Regions from separate parts of the Homo sapiens genome. Here region 1 is linked to region 2. A link is a loop called in an ENCODE intact Hi-C map of the cell type or tissue named here. Cell type or tissue: IMR-90. All regions are shown on one strand. Links, peaks and the distances in the headings refer to the core of each region. The heading gives the core; the rest is flanking DNA.

The links. A loop is a pair of places that touch in the nucleus more often than their neighbours do. Peaks named below come from ENCODE experiments on the same cell type or tissue, not always from the same donor. Only the 100,000 strongest peaks of a DNase experiment are listed, where the experiment ranks them.
Region 1: a loop joins it to region 2, with 3.0 times the contacts of the local background. A loop is called at or near these places in 1 of 110 quality-filtered maps.

Annotation. Positions count from the first base shown.
Region 1 is chr15:65,160,908-65,172,597 of GRCh38, forward strand. CLPX (caseinolytic mitochondrial matrix peptidase chaperone subunit X) reads right to left here. Exons shown (of 14, transcript NM_006660.5): 4 at 5,724-5,878; 5 at 3,122-3,281; 6 at 1,697-1,738. Among named protein-coding and RNA genes, the nearest start is that of CLPX, 19 kb to the right of the region's middle. In IMR-90, for the core only: no CTCF peak of the experiment used is centred there; no DNase peak of the experiment used is centred there.
Region 2 is chr15:65,104,442-65,112,976 of GRCh38, forward strand. It overlaps UBAP1L (ubiquitin associated protein 1 like), which reads right to left. Exons shown (of 6, transcript NM_001163692.2): 2 at 1,655-1,947. The coding sequence starts at 1,774. Among named protein-coding and RNA genes, the nearest start is that of UBAP1L, 6.5 kb to the right of the region's middle. In IMR-90, for the core only: no CTCF peak of the experiment used is centred there; a DNase peak (open chromatin) is centred at 6,420.

The DNA.
Region 1 (11,690 bases), core at 2,556-6,555, 54 kb after region 2:
ACCATGAGCAAGCAGGCTAGTGTAGTAGTTAGCTGCACAGAGCTCACCAGCTGTGTGGCCACGGACAAATTACTTAAAATTTCTGTGTTTCAGTTTTCTTACTTCTAAAATGGAGATAAAAATAATAGTTTCTGTCTCATGGGTTTAGGGGAGATTAAATGAATATATGCAAAACACTTAGAACAATACCTGGCAGATAGTTTTATAAGTGTTACAGAAGAATCTGGTATTATTATTACCATTTCCCTAGTGTTTAATTATTCACACAACACAGCCCTTAAACGCAAACAAAGTATTTCATCTGGTGCTCAACTTAAAAAACAACATTATATTCCAAAGATGGAGAAAAAAAGCCAATTGTGTCAGTCCTCCTAAAAGCTGTATGTTGGTCTCTAAAATTTGACTTCCAAAGGGACTTATAAGAATTAATCTTATTGTACATGATTTTGGTCTAAAACCCTAGACCAGTGTTAGGGTCTAACACCCCCAGCCAGTGTTAGTTAACAACCTAACTTTAGAACTTAAAATCCCATGTAAAACACAACAAAACTGCACATGACAATAAATTTAAGCTTTTGAAATATTTGTTTCTAAGTCAATCTTTTACATAAGTTCTTAAATACTGTTACTTGTTAACATTTAAATAACATTAAATCACTACATATATTACATGACATGTCTTTCAAAATATGCACTACAGACTTTCTTTACTAATTTAGTATAGGTTAACTAGCTGTCAACACAATTTATGAGTATGGTATTGACTGCATATCTGAATATATTTTTTTATTATGAAATAAATTACATATATACCTAAAGGTTATTATTTAGATTTTACATTCTTATATACAATCTAATTCTATTGCACTTACTGTATTTCTTAATTTTACCACGCATGGTATAATCAGTATTTCTATAAATTTAAAAATAACTGGGGATAATGTAATTTTATTACATGTGATAAATGTCATGCCCAAGTTGGTACACAAGTTATATTCTCATGGCTCATCCTATATATAGTACACTTCAAATAGTGGATATATAATACTACTTGGTTCAAAGGCAAATGTAAAAACATCAAACTTAGCTAATTTTCTTTATTTCAATTACTAAAACAAAAGGCCATGTGAATCTTTCTATGACACCCCTGGAACCTCCACCCTCAATGCAGCAACTAACTATATCCACCTCCAAAGGAATAGGTGGAACACAACAGAAAGGCCACTCTCCTTGGTCTATCAAGTCCTTCCACACCCTCCATCGGACCATCTGATGCTTGTAGGGGCAATCTGGGGCTGGAAACAGTGAATTAAGACTTACTCATAATTTGTAAGACTGTAAGTTTCATAAATACAAAAAAAACCAAAAAACAGTGTGCTTTCTGGCAAAGAGTAGCTAGAAAATAATCTGCCTCCCCCAAATTCCTGTGACCCACAAGAAGCAGGCCAACTCTAATTGTAGTTTGATAGAAAAAATAAAAAATAACCCAACATATGGAAACGACACAAATTAGCTATGAAAAACTATTCCAAAGTTATATATACCATGTAGGATAAACACATTTAGATAATACGTATCTTTCTTGGTAATACACAAGCAAATACATACATGTCTATCACTGTTACTGCTGAAACACTTCACTGAAATAAATGTCAAAAGGAAGAATGATTACAGAGGAGGACCTGAAGTCACTTACTTGTAAATCTGTACTCATCCTCCCGTCTTCTTATTTCTAACTCTAAGAAAGAGGATGAAAATATTACATATTTGTTTACCTTGGGGGAACAAACAATGAGTATCCCACCTCCTGTCCTCTTTCAAATATATTTAAAGGATTTGTTCATTAACATTTTTCAGCTTTTCATATATGCTATATCTTTTCTATATTAAAACAAAACCATGCATAAAGACCGCTGTCCAGTTGCTAATATTCACATTTGTCAAATATATAATTGATATCTATTGTAAGGGTATAATAACATAAGTCTTTAATAAGAGTTTAAGCCCCTCATGCTATAAATATTATAACCATTTGCTCCTCCAGCACTTAGAATAGCTTAAATATCTATTTATTACCGAGGAAAACAAAAAAGTTTTGCTCCATAACTATCAGTGCTATTTGGACCTTATAAAAATGAAGATTTCAGGCCAGGCGCAAGAGTTCACGCCTATTAATCCCAGCACTTTGGGAGGCTGAGGCAGATGGATTGCTTGGGAGACTGAGGTGGGAGGATCACTGGAGCCTGGGAAGTTGAGGCTGCAGTGAGTCGCAATCCAGCCTGGGTGACAGAGAGAGACCTTGTCTTGAAAAAAAGAAAAAGGTTCCAAGTCATCCGTTAGTTATGACTTATACTTTCTAAAAATAACTGATACCATCACATACCTATTTTGCAGTTATGTGATGTAAGTTCAGCAAGTGAACAAGTGTCTTCATTGAAATAAATTATACATTTAGTTGCTACTAAAGGCAATCAAAGATAATGTAGACTTATAAATTTAAGTACTTAGCAGAACTCCTTCACACTGTACAGTGATAACTAAAAGAATCTAAAATGATGGAATATAGGCCTAAATCAGAAATTGGGGCTGTCTGGCCAACAAAACAAAAAATTAAATATTCATATTTACTCTATGCATAATTGTTTTTAATAAATCATTCTATTAATATACATTATTGTCCATAGTAAATTGAGATTATACAGTATACTGTATAATGACTACAGCCATGTGCCACCCCACCTGGCTAATTTTTGTATTTTTAGTAGAGACGGAGTTTCCCATGCTGGCCAGGCAGGTCTCGAACTCCTGACCTCAAGTGATCCCCCCGCCTCGGCCTCCAAACGTGCTGGGATTACCGGCATAAGCCACCATGCCAGGCCTAAGAAATAATATTTACCTTAACTGTAAGTTAATGTATTCTGTTATTTTCTATTCATATCTATCAAATTTTTAAAAAATGCTGTTGGCAAATGATTTCATAACACACTAATGGGGAATAACCTGCACTTTGAAAAATGCCACACTATATAAAAAACATTTTAAGAAGAAAGTGAGGAGTTACAAATAAAGATTACTTTTAAGCATAGCAATCTCTATTTAGGTCAATTATCAAAAACGCTACCTCTTGGTGTTAATGATGTCTGCTTCTCAACCTCTGCTTGCTGTCTCAGATTAGCTGGGATATTATTATATATTCTCTTATAATGATTGTACACAGCAACTGAAAGCACCTTCTTAGCAAATGACTGGCCAACAACATACTTGTCGAGGTAGTTATAAATCTGAAAAATGATTAGGTATGAATAATTTAATATGAGCTATTATAAGAGCACACACATTAAAAAGTTATTTACTAAGCATATTTGCTTACAGTTTTAAATCTGAACAAAGACTCTCATTAAAAACAAAATGACAATACATTATATAGCAATGATTCAGAGGCCCTGAACACTAAATGAACAAAAACACAATTCATTTGTTCTCTAGCTTAACAAAGTATCACTGTACTCTACTAGTGTTGTGCTAATTTCTATTCTATAAACAATGCTATCAATCTTTATTTTTTGATAACAAATTAAATTTAAAGTAACTTAGAATACATACACATGCCACCATGGTCTAAAAGTATCAACATTAATGTAAATCATTAAAATAAATCCATACCTGTCAATCAAATGAATAACATTCTTCACAAAGATAACATTATAAAACTACTCTTTTCAGAAACAGGCATTACATAATCAAAAGCCATTATACTATCAGTATCTATGTGTTTTAGTAAATTTAATTTTTTCTCAGACATTAACTTTAAAGCTACTCATTTATCTGAGACTCTAAAAACTGTATTCTTATTTTTTTTTATTTTCTAAAAATATATTTTTTTCTTTTTTTGATACAGGGTCTCACTGTGTCGCCAAGGCTGGTCTTGAACTCCTGGGGCTCAAGCAATCTTCCTGCCTTGGCTTCCCAAAGTGCTGGGATTACAGGCATGAGCCACCAAGCTCAGCCCTAAAAACTTTATTCTTAATAGTAGCTAAAGCTCTATTCTACAGTTGGTTATTGCCAACAGCTTGGAACCTGGGGTAAATTTTTTAAGTTTTTAGTGAATAGAAATGAAATGGTTGGTGAATTAATATTAACCAACTCCTGCCGGGCTTGGTGGCTCACGGCTGTAATCCCTGCACTTTGGGAGGCTGAGGCGGATGGATCACTTGAGCCCAGGAGGTGCAGACCAGCCTGGACAACATGGCAAAACCCTGTCTCTACAGAAATTAGCTGGGCATAGTGGTAGACACCTGCAGTCCCAGCTACTGTGGAGGCTGAAGTGGGAGGATCACTTGAGCCCAGGGAGGTTAAGGCTGCAGTGAACCATGAGTGTGCCACTGCACTCCAGCCTGGGCAACAGAGTGAAACCCTGATTAAAAAATAAATAATTCAAAAACTCCTGAAATTAGTTAAACTGCCTGGATTTTTTTTTTTTTTTTTTTTTTTTTTGAGACGGAGTCTCGCTCTTTCACCCAGGCTGGAGTGCAGTGGCGTGATCTTGGCTCACTGCAAGCTCCGCCTCCCGGGTTCACGCCATTCTCCTGCCTCAGCCTCCCGAGTAGCCAGGACTAAAGGCACCCGCCACCACGCCGGGCTAATTTTTTGTATTTTTTTAGTAGAGACGGGGTTTCACCATGTTAGCCAGGATGGTCTCGATCTCCTGACCTCATGATCCGCCCGCCTCGGCCTCCCAAAGTGCTGGGATTACAGGAGTGAACCAAACCACCGCACCCGGCCAAACTGCCTGGAATTTTAACTCACATGTCTAAAGTCTACACAAATTCGTATAGAATATAAAGCCCAATATATTTTCCATTTTTAATGACAAATTCTTTAGTTGTTGACCATATACATTTTATTATAGTTTTAAACATCTTTATTCCTTACAAATTATACCAATGACATTAAATCTGTCACAGCACATTTGGAAGTAGAGACAAATGCACTGATATCTAAACACAGTAGAAGAAAGATACACTGAGGCAGTGAGAAATAATCTAAGTGTGCAAACATCTGAGACACAGCCAGAACAGAAGGCACATAGCCAGGGTACAAGGGTTCCCAGTTCTCAAAAAGCACACACCAAATACCCAATGGAGCTGGTGGTACATTCTGTTACATCTCACAGGACCAAATCATACTCTGCCTGAGACTTCTAAAGAGTCCACACTACCAAAGCCACAGTGCTATACGGAGCAGCCCGGCACACTGGCTATGAAAAAACTACTTACTTACATTATTAGACTGAAGGCTGTTTTACCATAAAATAGACCAATTTAAGGGAGATAATTGCAGGCTTTTTTTTTTAAGGCTAGTCAAGTGGACCAGCCTAGGCTGGTGTTATTTAAGGGTCCATATGAACAAAAATAAATCAGAAGTTGCTTGCTCTATTGTAGATATTATTTCAGATTAACTTGGTATTAACAAGTTAACATTTTAATAATTATCTAGCTATATTTCACTGCCACTGAATACAGTAATCATAACATGGGAAAAAGCAACAGACCCCATATTTAAATTCCAAAAGGCAATAACAATTTAGCCACATATGGTCCATATTATGAACCTATAATACTTGTTTATATACTAGTATTAGGATTCAGTGTAAACTTGGGAGAGGGAAGCAATGGAATGTTTTCAAGATAAAATACTTGTAAGACTGAGCTTAAGACTTATACCTTCTTAGGGGGAGGTGGTGGTTTCTGTTGGAATGCCAATTTTACAGCTTCTGCTGCTGATTCAGGTTCTTTAATTATGCTTTTCTTTGAGTCTGCTTCAGATAGCACAACAAAAAAATGATGACACTTTTCACACTTGACAAAACGGGTGGATGCTGTAAAAGAAAACAGACATAAGTAGAGGGAAATAAAAAATAATTCCAATAGTGTTTAACCTTAAAGACTCCACTGTAAATGAAAGCTACGCACCTGACAAAAAGTAGACTTGCTGTTCAATCTACTTGCCACACAAACAGCCTCATTTATATAGCAAGTATACTACAAAGATAGATCAGTCAACTACCTTTTGCTCATTTCTATTAGGTCCTTTCATTTTGTGATATACTTCTTTAAAAGAAAAGATTGCGTGAAATTTTTCCAACTTTCCATTCACTAAAAAAGATTTTTTTTTTTCTTTGGGAGACGGAGTCTCGCTCTGTTGCCAGGCTGGAGTGCAGTGGTGTGATCTCGGCTCACTGCAACCTCTGCCTCCTGGGTTCAAGCAATTCTCCTGCCTCAGTCTCCTGAGTAGCTGGGATTACAGGGGTGCACCACCATGCCCAGCTAATTTTTGTATTTTTAGAAGAGACAGGATTTCACTATATTGGGCAGGATGGTCTTGATCTCTTCACCTTGTTATCTGCCCGTCTCCGCCTCCCAAAGTGCTGGGATTTACAGGCGTGAGCCACCGCACCCGGCCCACTAAAAAAGATTTAAAACCTCTTTGAGAATATGGAGTAATCATCTATTTTATTGAAATACTTGAATGAACAAACTAAAAAAGTAAAATACAAGATTCATATATTTTTCCAATATTATAAAAAATGTCAAACATATACAAAAGTTGAAAGAGATAAATCTATTTTAATTCCTAAAAATGTAAAAAATGTATATTCTTTACATTCTCTTAAACCCATGAGCATTTTTCGGGCGTGTTGGCTCATGCCTGTAATCCCAGCACTTTGGGAGACTGAGGCAGGTGGATCACCTGAGGTCAGGAGTTAGAAACCAGCCTGGCCAACATGATGAAACCCCGTCTCTACTAAAAAAAAAAAAAAAAATACAAAAATTAGCTGGGCGTGGTGGCAGACACCTGTAATCCCAGCTACTCGGGAGGCTGAGGCAGGAGAATCGCTTGAACCCAGGAGGTGGAGGTTGCAGTGAGCTGAGATTGCGCCATTGCACTCCAGCCTGGGAGATAGAGCAAGACTCCATCTCAGAAAAAAATATATATATAATTATTTCATATCTTTCTTATTTTATCTTTACTCCACTAGTTCCTATTTCTCTGATCAAAAAACCACTAAGAAACTAACAAAATACTGCTTTCTCAGTCATACTGATTGGATTTAAAGATAATCATGCAGACTTTGAAAGCAATACAAAGGTAGTTTAAAGTGAGGATAAAAAGAGTCTCTTTTTTCTTTTAAAAATTTTTGGCCAGGCATGGTGGCTCAGGCCTGTAATCCCAGCACTTTGGGAGGCCGAGGGGGACAGATCACGAGGTCAGGAGATCGAGACCTGGCTAACACGGTAAAACCCTGTCTCTACTAAAAATAGAAAAATTAGCTGGGTGTGGTGGTGGGCGCCTGTAGTCCCAGCTGCTCGGGAGGCTGAGGCAGGAGAATGGTATGAACCCGGGAGGTGGAGCTTGCAGTGAGATGAGATTGCACCACTGCACTCCAGCCTGGGCGACAAAGTGAGACTCTGTCTCAAAAAAAAAAAAAAAAAAAAAAAAAAATTTGTGGATACACAGTGATGAGTTCATGTCCTTTGTAGGGACATGGATGAAGCTAGAAACCATCATTCTGAGCAAACTATCGCAAGGACAGAAAACCAAACACCGCATGTTCTCACTCATAGATGGGAACTGAACAATGAGAACACTTGGACACAGGGTGGGGAACATCACACACCGGGGCCTGTCATGGGGTGGGGGGAGGGGGGAGGGATAGCATTAGGAGATATACCTAATGTAAATGATGAGTTAACGGGTGCAGCACACCAACATGGCACATGTATACCTATGTAACAAACCTGCACGTTGTACATGTGTACCCTAGAACTTAAAGTATAATTAAAAAAAAAACTTTGCGGATACACAGTGGATGAATACATTTATAAGGATTTCTCAATTCCAATGGATCAGCTACAGTATATCCTATGTTAAAGGTGATTTATTTTTCTTTTCTCTTTTTTTTTTTTGAGACAGGGTATCGCTCTGTTGCCCAGGCTGAAGTGCAGTGGCGTGATCACTACTCACTGCAGTCTTGACCTCCTAAGCTCAAGCAATCCTCCCACCTCAGCCTCCCTGAGTATCCAGGACTACAGGCACACGCCACCACGCCTGCCTACTTTTTTTTTTTTTTTTTGAGATGGAGTCTTGCTCTGTCGCCCAGGCTGGAGTGCAGTGGTACAATCTCGCCTCACTGCAAGCTCCACCTCCCAGGTTCACGCCATTCTCCTGCCTTAGCCTCCCGAGTAGCTGGGACTACAGGCGCCTCTCGATCTCCTGACCTCGTGATCTGCCCGCCTCGGCCTCCCAAAGTGCTGGGATTACAGGCATGAGCCACTGCGCCCGGCCGATGCCTGCCTACTTTTAAAAATCTTCTGTAGAGACAGGGTCTCATGATGTTGCCCAGGCGGGTCTCAAACTCCTGGACTCGAGTAACCCTCCCACCTTGGCCTCCGAAAGTGCTTGGGATTACAGGCGTGACCCACTGAGGCCAGCCTACTCTTTCTTTTCAAAACATGGTTATAGGATGTTGGCGGGGCACAGTGGCTCACACCTGTAAACCCAGCACTTTGGAAGGCCAAGACGGGTGGATCACTTGAGCTTAGGAGTTCAAGACCAGCCTGGCCAACATGGTGAAACCCTGTCTCTACTAAAAATACAAAAACTAGCCGGGCATGGTAACTACCTGTAAACCCAGCTACTCAGCAGGCTGAGGCAGGAGAACTGCTTGAACCTGGGAGGCAGAGGTTGCAGTGAGCCGAGATGGTGCCCATCGTGCCCTCTTATTATAAACAAAACAAATAAACATAAAACAACACATGGTTATAGGATGTAGATATATGGATATATTTACTTTTTTTTTTTTTTGAGACAGAGTTTCGCTCTTGTTGCCCAGACTAGTGTGCAATGGTGCAATCTCGGCTTACTGCAACCTTCGCCTCGCCTCCAGGGTTCAAGCAATTCTCTTGCCTCAGCCTCCGAAGTAGCTGGGATTACAGGCATGTGTCACCACGCCCGGCTAATTTTGTATTTTTTAGTAGAGATGGGGTTTGACCATGTTGGTCAGGCTGGTCTCAAATTCCTGACCTCAGGTGATCCGCCTGCCTCAGCCTCCCAAAGTGCTGGGATTACAGGCATGAGCCACCGCACCCAGCGACTTTTTTTTTAAGAGCTGCTGTCTTGCTATGTTGTCCAGGCTAGCCTCAAATTTCTGTTCTCAAGGGATCCTCCCACCTCCCAAGTAGCTGGGTTTGGACATACATGCTTAACTCAGCCTAACCCTACTAATGGTAACCGGGGACCTCAGAAAGCAATTTGGTAGAGAATCTCTTATAGGTACAGGTGGCAAATACAAAGCTAGTATGTCTAAGTAATACATTTTTGTGTAACCCAACTAGAAAGAGAGAACTGCAGAGAAAAAAAAAAATTCATGGAATTTTTTTTCCTTTGGGAAAATTTTAAATATAAATATCTATCCACAGATTATAGGGAACACTGCACTAGCAAGCACACCTACGTCTTTACAAACTAATCTAAATGAAAAAAGTAGACAATTCCATATTAAAAAAACAACTTTAGGCTGAGCGGGGTGGCTCAGGCCTGTAATCCCAGCACTTTGGGAGGCCGAGGCGGGTGGATCACCTGAGGTCAGGAGTTTGAGACCACCCTGGCCAACATGGCGAAACCCTGTCTTTACTAAAAATACAAAAATTAGCCAGGTGTGGTGGCGGGTGCCTGTAATCCCAGCTACCTGAGAGGCTGAGGCAGGAGAATCCCTTGATGGTTACCTGGGAGGCGGAGGTTGCAGTGAGCCAAGACCACGTCACTATACTCCAGCCTAGGCAACAGAACTCTGTCTCAAAAACAAACAAAACCACTTCATTATCAATTCAATCAATTCTTGTGTTTCTGTTCTTCTTTTTTTTTTTTTTTTTTGAGACGGAGTCTCATTCTGTCACCCAGACTGGAGTGCAGTGGCACGATCTGGGCTCACTGCAACCTCCGCCTCCTGGGTCCAAGCAATTCTCCTGCCTCAGCCTCTGGAGTAGCTGGGACTACAGGTGCATGCCACCACACCCAGCTCATTTTTGTACTTTTAGTAGAGATGGGGTTTCACCATGTTGGCCAGGATGGTCTCGATCTTCTGACCTCATGAAACACCCACCTCAGCCTCCCAAAGTGCTGGGATTACAGGCATGAGCCACTGCGCCCAGCCATGTTTCTGTTCTTAAACACAAGACTAATTAAAAACACATTCTGGGCCGGCCAAGGTGGCTAACGCCTGTAATCCTAGCACTCTGGGAGGCTGAGGCAGGTGGATCACTTAAGGTCAGGAGTTCAAGACCAGCCTAGCCAACATAGTGAAACCCTGTCATTACTAAAAATATACAAATTATCCGGGCGTGTTGTCTTGTGCCTGTAATCCTAGCAACTGGGGAGGCTGAGGCACGAGAATTGCTTGAACCTGGAAAGCAGAGGTTGTAGTGAGCTGGGATCACACCACTGCACTTCAGCCTGGGCAATAGAGCGAGACTCAGTCTCAAAAAAAAAAAAAACATTTCGGATAAATTCTATTAGCAAATTTTAAGGAATAAGCGGTTTCATCCATGTTTCCTATTTGCTGATCACGTATAAATGCTTAAAGAAAAAGATCAAGCTATTTGAAGCATCTGTGACTAACACAAGCCTAAGTAAATAATCACCACTTCCCATCAATGGGAAAGATAGTTACTGCCTTTATAATGATGAGGCACTAGTTTACAATTGTTACTGATGGTAAACAGGGCAAGGATTAAAGGGCAGAGAAGCCGCTGATCTAGTTCAGGCAGTGTGACAGGAAAATCTGGCCTGAGAGCACAAGTACAAAATATTTCTCTAAGGAAATTAGATCAAAAGGAAAATGATTAAACACCAACAAATCACATCCCTCTTTGCTTATTGTTGAAAGGTTGCTTAAATTTGACTTGAATATTTGCAACACAATTTTACACTGACATATTTTCAACATATCCCTAAATTCAAGGATTCAATGTTATTTATCAAAATGCTATTTTGGGAAAAAAAAATACAAGCATTGCAATGCACTTTTTTGTTTTGTTTTGTTTTTTGAGACAGAGTTTCACTCTTGTTGCCCAGGCTGGAGTGCAATGGCGCGATCTCAGCTCACCGCAACCTCCGCCTCCCGAGTAGCTGGGATTACAAGCATGCGCCACCACACCCAGCTAATTTTGTATTTTTAGTAGAGATGGGGTTTCTCCATGTTGGTCAGGCTGGTCTCAAACTCCCAACCTCAGGTGATCCACCCGCCTTGGCCTTCCAAACGGCTGGCATTACAGGCATGAACCACCATGCCTGGCCAATGCATTTTTACTCCAAAAACAAGGGGCAAAAATCTAATTTTGTTAAGTTACCAGGAGATAAATTCTTTCCTTTAAACAGCTACTACAAGTATCCTATATTTCTTTACATAAAATGTTGTTGGTTTGGGAGGCTGAGGTGGGCGGATCACAAGGTCAGGAGTTCAAGACCAGCTTGGCCAAGATGGTGAAACCCCCATCTCTACTAAAAATACAAAAAAATTAGCCGGGCATGTTGGCAGGCGCCTGTAATCCCAGCTACTCAGGAGCCTGAGGCTGAGAACTGCTTGAATCCGAGAGGTGGAGGTTGCAGTGAGCCTCGATCACACCACTGCA
Region 2 (8,535 bases), core at 4,536-8,535:
AATAATTAAAACTATGGTACTGGCACAGACAGATTAAAGGTACATAATAGAAAATCCAGAAATAGGCCTTAATATATTATAGGGATTTAGTAACTAATACGGGTGGCATCTCAAGCAATAGGAGAACGATAAAGTTCTGGTCAATAAATAGTGTTAGGCTGGGCACAGTGGCTCATCTGTAATGCCAGCACTGGGAGGCCGAGGCCGGAGGATTGCTTGAGCCCAGGAATTCAAGTCCACCTGGGCAACATAGTGAGACTGTCTCTACAAAAAATTTTGAAAATGGCCAGGTGCGGTGGCTCACGCCTGTAATCCCAGCATTTTGGGAGGCTGAGGCGGGTGGATCACGAGGTCATGAGATCAAGACCATCCTGGCCAACATAGTGAAACCCCATCTCTACTAAAAATACAAAAAATTAGCTGGCTTTGGTGGTGCATGCCTGTAATCCCAGCTACTCGGGAGACCATGGCACGAGAATCACTTGAACCGAGGAGTCGGAGGTTGCAGTGAGCCGAGATTGCGCCACTGCACTCCAGCCTGGTGACAGAGCGAGACTCTGTCTCAAATGAAAAAAAAAAAAAAAAAAGAAAATTAGTCATGGTGGCACTTTTCTGCAGTCTGAGCTACTTGGGATGCTGAGGTGGGAGGGCTCCTTGAGCCCAGGAGGTTGAGGCTGCAGTGAGCCATGTTCATGCCGCTGCACTCCAGCCTGGGCGACAGAGTGAGGCCCTGTCTCAAAAAACAAAAGCAGGTCGAGCACAGTGGCTCATGCTTGTAATTGCAGCACTTAGGGTGGCCAAGGTGGGAGGATCACTAGAGCCCAGGAGTTCAAGACCAGCCCGGGCAACATGGTGTGAAATCTCATCTCTACAAAGAAATATAAAAAATTAGCCAAGCATAGTGGCATGTGCCTATAGTCCTAGCTACTTGGGAGGCTGAGGTGGGAGGATCGCTTGAGCCCTAGAAGAGGAGGTTGCAATGAGCTGACATTGTACCACTGCACTCCATCTAGTCTGGGTGACAGAGCGAGACTCTGTCTGAAAAAAACAAAAACAGCTCTTTCCCTAAGTGGCCTGAGGTAATCTGTGAAAATGGTTCACCATTCATTTGACCTGGAGAACCCCATAAAATCATGCAAATCAAGAGGTTCAAATTTTCGTGTTCACTTTAAGAACACTCGTGAAACTGTCCAGGCCATCAAGGGTATGCATATATGAAAAGCCATTAAGTATCTGAAAGATGTCACTTTACAGAAATAGTGTGTACCATTCTGACGTTACAATGGTGGAGTTGGTAGGTGTGCCCAGGTCAAGTAGTGGGGCTGGATAGAAGGTCGGTGGCCCAAAAAGAGTGCTGAATTTGTTTTTGAGACGAAGTCTCACTCTGTCGCCAGGCTGAAATGCAGTGGCACAATCTTGGTTCACTGCAACCTCCACCTCCTGGATTCAAACAATTCTCATGCCTCCACCTTCCGAGTAGCTGGGATTACAGGCACGCGTCACCACACCCAGCTAATTTTTTGTATTGTTAGTAGATACGGGGTTTCACCATGTTGGCCAGGGCTAGCTGTCCTTTAAATTCAAGGAACAAGGCCCCATGGACTCAGCCCCAGACCCACAGACCCAGAAGACAGAAACACAGAGACACACTTACCATAGAACCCAGCAGAACTTCCCCGCAGGCCGGGACGCTGAGTTCTGGCCCAGGGAGAGGCTCTGTGCCTATCACAAAGCCCTTGGGCAACTTGAAAGGAACACCATCGAGGGCATTCATTCTGTCAGGAGTGTGGAGATGGCTGGCAGGGCTGGGGCAGGCTGCTTGATGGCAGGGAGAGAGAGTCGAGTCCTGAGGACCAGGCTCAGGCCTCAAATGGCCTCACTGCTCTCCTGTGTGGTCACTTAGCTGAGCCCCAAACAGCTGGAAAGGAAAAGGTGAGGGGGCCAGTGCTGCATAAAGGAAGGAAATGAATAAAAACAAGAGCATTCACACGGACAGAAATTCACTATTTCATATTTCAGTCATGCTCTAGACCACTGTTTTCCAAAACATGGTCCACAAAACTAGTTCTCATGCATTTCATCAAAATAATTGTCACCCAAATGTTTAAGAAACAAACAGCATTAATTTACATAAACTCTTCCAGGGAAGAAGAAAATAAGAAATACTTTCTAACTCATTTTGATTTTAGCATAACCTTTTTTTTTTTTTTTTTTTCTGGGACGAAGTCTCGCTCTGTCACCCAGGCTGGAGTGCAGTAGCCTGATCTTGCCTCACTGCAACCTCCAGCTCCTGGGTTCAAGTGATTCTCCTACCTCAGCCTCCCAAGTAGCTGGAATTACAGGCTTGTGCCACCACACCCAGCTAATTTTTGTATTTTTAGTAGAGACGGGGTTTCACCACGTTGGCCAGGCTGGTCTCAAACTCCCGGCCTTAGGTGATCCGGCCACCTCAGCCTCCCAAAATGCTGGGATTACAGGCGTGAGCCACTGCACCCAGCTGATTTTTAGCATAACCTTGATACCAAACTTGATAAGAAAATTAGAAACCAATCTCTCATGAACACAGATGCAAAAAAAATCTTAAAAATAATTATGGGTAGAATAATATAACACTGTCAAGTTAAGTTTATTTCAGGAAAGACAGATTGACTTAACATCCCCAAATCAATAAATGGGAATAAAGATAAATATCAATAAAGATGAAAAATTATATAATTATATAGCTTCATAGATGCAGAAAAAAACATGACAAAATCAATACCCATACCCTTTCAGCAACTTAGGAAGAGAAGGGAATTTTCTTAACTAATAAAGAGTATCTCTAACACATCACACAGTGGCCGAGATCATGCTGCTGCACTCCAGCCTGACAACGGAGCAAGATGCTGTCTCAAAAAAAAAAAGAAGAAAGAAAAAGGAAAAAAAAAAGGAATTACATCTCTCTATATAAATAGTAAATCATGTAAATGGACTCTTCTAAAAATTTTATTAGAAATGGAACATTTTAGGCCAGGTGCAGTGGCTCACACCTGTAATCCCAAATCCCAGCACTTGGGGAAGTCGAGGTGGGAGGATTATCTTGAGGTCAGGAGTTGGAGACCAGTCTGGCCAACATGGTGAAACCCCGTCTCTACTAAAAATACAAAAATTAGCTGGGCATGGTGGTGGGTGCCTGAAATCCCAGCTACTTGGGAGACTGAGGCAGGAGAATCGCTTGAATCTGGGAGGCAGAGGTTGCAGTGAGCCAAGATCACACAATTGCACTCCAGCCTGGGCAACAAGAAGGAAACGCTGTCTCAAAAAAAAAAAAAAAAAAAAAGGAAAATTTAAAAAGTTACCATTTATATTAGTATAGTTCTCTAGGACTAAATCTAACACAAGATGTATGAGACCGCTACACGGAAAACTATAAAACATTTGGTTAAATGGAGGAACATACCACGTTCAAGGATTGTAAAACTGAATCTTGTAAAGATAGCAGTTCTCCTCCAATTAATTTATTCATCCCATGTATCAAAATTCCATCACTTTTTTTTTTGGTAGAAATTGGCAAGCTAATTCTAAAATTAAATGAAATGCAAAGGACCAGGAAAAGCCAAGAGACTCTTGGAGAAGCAACACAGTGGAAGACTTTCACTATCAGATAGCAAGACCTTCAAGTTATGAGAATGAAGAGAGTGACTTAAAGACTTACAAAGAGACCAACAGGACAAAAAAGAAAGTCCAGAAACATATCCACACATGAATCTTTGACTTATGACAAAATTGGCTCTGTAGAGTAGCTGGAAAGGGAAAGTCTTTTAAATAAATTGTTCTGGATTAATTTGATATCCATCTGGGGAAAAAAAAAAACAAAAACAATATTGACCTCTACCTCATGTCATACCTAAAAATCAATTCCAGGTGGACTGTAGATTTAAATGTAAAAGGTAAAATAATAAAACTCAAAGATAAAAATGAAAGACTATATTCATGGCCTTGTAATAGTCAAAACATTTCTTAAGTTACAAAAGGGCTAACGGGCCAGGCACGTTGGCTCATGCCTATAATCCCAGCACTTTGAGAGGCCCAGGCAGGAGGATCAGTTGAGGCCAGGAGATTGAGATGAGCATGGGCAACAAAGCAAGACCCCTATCTCTACAAAAAATACAAAACTAGCCAGGTATGGTGGCATACACCTACAGCCCCAGCTACTCGGGAGGCTGAAGTAGGAGGATTGCTTAAGCCTGGGAGGATGAGGCTGCAGTAAGATGAGTGAGCTGTGAGCCCAGGTTGCACTCCAGCCTGGGCAACAAAATGAGACACTGTCTCAAATAAATAAATAAATAAATAAATAAATTAAATTTAAAAAAACACAACAACAACAACTCCAAAAGAGACTAACCATGAAGGAAAATTCTGATAAACTGGATTACATTAAAGTTAAGAACTTCCGCCAGGTGCAGTGGCTCACACCTGTAATCCCAGCACTTTGGGAGGCTAAGGCAGGCAGATCGCTTGAGGTTGGGAGATCGAGACCATCCTGGCCAACATGGTGAAACCCTGTTTCTACTAAACATACAAAAATTAGCCAGGCGTGGTGGCACACATCTGTAATCTCAGCTACTAGGGAGGCTGAGGCAGGAGAATCGCTTGAACCTGGGAGACGGAGGTTGCAGTGAGCCAAGATCACACCACTCTACTCCAGCCTAGGTGACAGAGCGAGACTCTGTCTCAAAAAAAAAAAAAAAAGAAAGAAAAAAAAGTTAAGAACTTCCATTTGGCCGGGCGTGGTGGCTCACACCTGTAATCCCAGCACTTTGGAGGCCGAGGTGGGCGGATCACAAGGTCAGGAGATCGAGACCATTCTGGCTAACATGGTGAAACCCCGTCTCTACTAAAAATACAAAAAATTAGCTGGGCATAGTGGTGGGCGCCTGTAGTCCCAGCTACTCAGGAGGCTGAGGCAGGAGAATGGCATGAACCCAGGAGGCGGAGCTTGCAGTGAGCCGAGATCACGCCACTGCACTCCAGCCTGGGTGACAGAGCGAGAATCTGTCTCAAAAAAAAAAAAAAAAAAAAAAACTTCCATTCATCAGAATATACCATTAAGAGAGTTAAAACAAAAACAAAAACAAATCACAGAGTGGGAGAAGATATTTGCAACAAATCTATATGACAAAGGACTCATATCCAGTATATACAAAGAACTTCTATAAACAATAAGAAATGGGCAAGAGACTTTTAATATGCACTTTACAAAAGAGGATATCCAAATAGCCAATATGATAAGTTGTTTAACTTCATTAGTCATCAGGGGAATGCAAAATAAAACAATGAGATACCACTACACAAACATACAACCATTAATTTAAGGTTAAAATTAAAAAGCTTCACAATATCAAGCGATGATGAGGATGTGGAACATCTATAACTCTCATTCACTGTTGGTCAGAAAGTCACTTAGTCAACAGTATCTACTAAACCTGAAAGCCAAGAATTAAGAACTCATTCACACATCACTTCTTGGCTTTTTGGGTTAGATCAAGACTAGTATCTGTCCTTCGTTTAGCAATACAACAGCCAGGAATTTAATTTTTGATATATTTTAAACTACATTAAATATTGAGTCTGTTGCCTTTAAAAAAGAACAAAATCGGCCGGGCGCGGTGGCTCACGCCTGTAATCCCAGCACTTTGGGAGGCTGAGGCGGGCAGATCACAAGGTCAAGAGATTGAGACCATCCTGGCCAACATGGTGAAACCCCGTCCCTACTAAAAACACAAAAATTAGCTGGGCGTGGTGGTGCGTGCCTGTAGTCCCAGCTACTCAGGAAGCTGAGGCAGGAGAATCGCTTGAACCAGGGAGGCGGAGATTGCAGTGAGCTGAAATCGCGCGACTGCACTCCAGCCTGGTGACAGAGTGAGACTCTGTCTCCAAAAAACAAAACAAAACAAAACAAACAAAAAAAACTTGGCCGGGCGTGGTGGCTAATACCTCTAATCCCAGCACTCTGGGAGGCCGAGGTGGGTGGATCACCTGAGGTCAGGAGTTCAAGACCAGCCTGGCCAACATGGTGAAACCCCGTCTCAACTAAAAATACAAAAAAAAAAACATAGCTGGGCATGGTGGCACGCGCCTGTAGTCCCAGGTACGTGGGAGGCTGAGGCAGGAGAATTGCTTGAACCCAGGAGGCGGAGGTTGAGGTGAGCCGAGATGGCACCACTGCACTCCAGCCTGGGCGACAGAGTGAGACTCTGTCTCAAAAAAAAAAAAAAAAAAGAAAAGAAAAGAAAAAGAACAAACTCATTCACACAGAATTTAAGCTCACGACTGCCTATAATAATACACTTGAATCTAGACTTCTTGACCGCAGTCTGCCTTTTTGCAAACAATCAGGGATTATCAGGGAGTCTGCAGCAGGAAGTGCCTCTGGCTCAACACAATCTGTCATCCCTGCCAGGATGACGCAAAGCTCTGCCCTGCTAGGGGTCACTACAGTCATCCCCTTCCCATGAGAGCATCATGTGGAGAGGTAGGGTGGATAATCTGAGTGCAGAGAGGTCAAATGAAGGCAGGTAGGCAAATCCCTTAATTCCCTCATCTCCTGCCCCATTTGTCAACTCTTGTTAGTGTCTTGCTGTATATAAGACTCAAAAGGTTTCTCCACTCCATGCCTAGAGCTGGTCTCCCTGCACAGCAGGAGGTAGCTCTCTGTGCTACCTTCCATACAGAATCAGGAAGGTCCCACTGTAACCAGTAAATTATCTGCCCCATCAGCCAGTTCTTACAGGGGACCTTTGAGGTACAAGGGTGTTATAGGAGACACAGGAAAGTTCAGCAAGTTTTGGCATTCTCAGATTTATTATTCACATTTTCAGGTATCATCTGAATTTTGAGCTATCTCCAAGGAAGGGACACAGTTCTATTGAGACTATCTGTCCACTTAGCAGGTATAGGGCACCCTTCTCTCCATCTTCCGCCCAGCATCTGCATCCTAATAGGTATTTTCTACTCAGCCCTACACTTGCTTCTAGGATACTGAGGATTTGGGGAACATATCTATTTTTTTCTTTTTTGAGACGGACTCTCGCTCTGTCTCCCAGGCTGGAGTGCAGTAGTGCAATCTTCTAGGCTCACGGCAACGTCTGCCTCCCAGGTTCAAGCGATTCTCCTGTCTCAGCCTCCTGAGTAGCTGGGATTACAGGCACCCACCACCACGCCTGGCTAATTTTTGTATCTGTAGTAGAGGTGGGGTTTCGCCATACTGGTCAGGCTGGTCTCGAACTCCTGATCTCAGGTGATCCACCCGACTTGACTTCCCAAAGTGCTGAGATTGCAGGTGTGAGCCACCATGCCCAGCCTATATCTCTTTTTTTTTTCTTTTTTAGGCAGAGTCTTGCTCTGTCACCCAGGTTGGAGTGCAGTGGCGTGATCTGGGCTCACTGCAAGCTCCGTCCCCCGGGTTCAAGCGGTTCTCCTGCCTCAGCCTCCTGAGTAGCTGGGACTACAGGCGCCTGCCACCACGCCTGGCCCTATATCTCTTAAGAATGGCAAGGGCTACAGTAAAGATATCGATATTGCCTAGTTAGAAAGTATTCTAAAATGAGGGTCACCTCACTAGGTACAACATGAGAGGTACAGATCATTATGTAATAATATTCTCCAAAGGAAGGGGAGTGGTCTAGTCCTTATGGGCATTGGAGAAGCTTCAGGAAGTAGATGGGACTTGGCCTTGACCCTGGAAGGTGAAAGAACAGCCTGTGAGCAAGAGAGCAGAGGAATCTGCAGGGTGGAGAGAAGTGACAAGTTGCTGGACTTAAGCAGATGGTCTGTGCTGGGAAGCAGTACGAAGTAAAATTGAAAGGGTAGACTGGGGTAGAGCTGGGGAGAACTATGAACTTCAGGCTGAGTGCTGACTCCATTCAGCAGGTAGTGGGCAAAGTGTGGAAGAGGCCTGAGGTGGTGGAATGGAGTAGGGATGTGGGAATGTTAGGAAAGCCAGGCTGTGCATGCTTGGACAAACTGTAAGCCAGGACCTCTCAAACACTAGCCCATGAGGTGGTGCCCATGTGCTTGGATCTGGGCATGGGGATGGGGAGTGGGATGGGTGAAGGTGGCACTGATTGATTTAAGTGGGGCCCAGGCAATGACATTAGTATTGTTTCCAAAGGTCTTCACTATACTCTCTAAATGACTTTATTCTTGCCCAGAGCTTCAATTACCTGCCAATGATTCACAAATTAAATTCTCCAGTTCTCTTCTGAGATCAAACTCATAAACACAACTGCCTACACAGTGTCTCAAGACTTCTCAAACTCAACGTATCAAAGTGAACTGATTTTTCCCTTCCCCAAACTGCTCCTCGCCCCCAGGGTTCCTTGTCTCAAGGAATGGTAACATTGAGCCAGGTGCACGAGTACTCATCTCTGATACTTTCCTCTCCTTTACCACCACCATCTCAAATTTCCTGTGAATTTTTATCTCCTAAATCTCTGGAATCCAGCCATTTCAGGCTAACTCCACTGCTTCCATGGGAATCCAAGCCCCCATTAT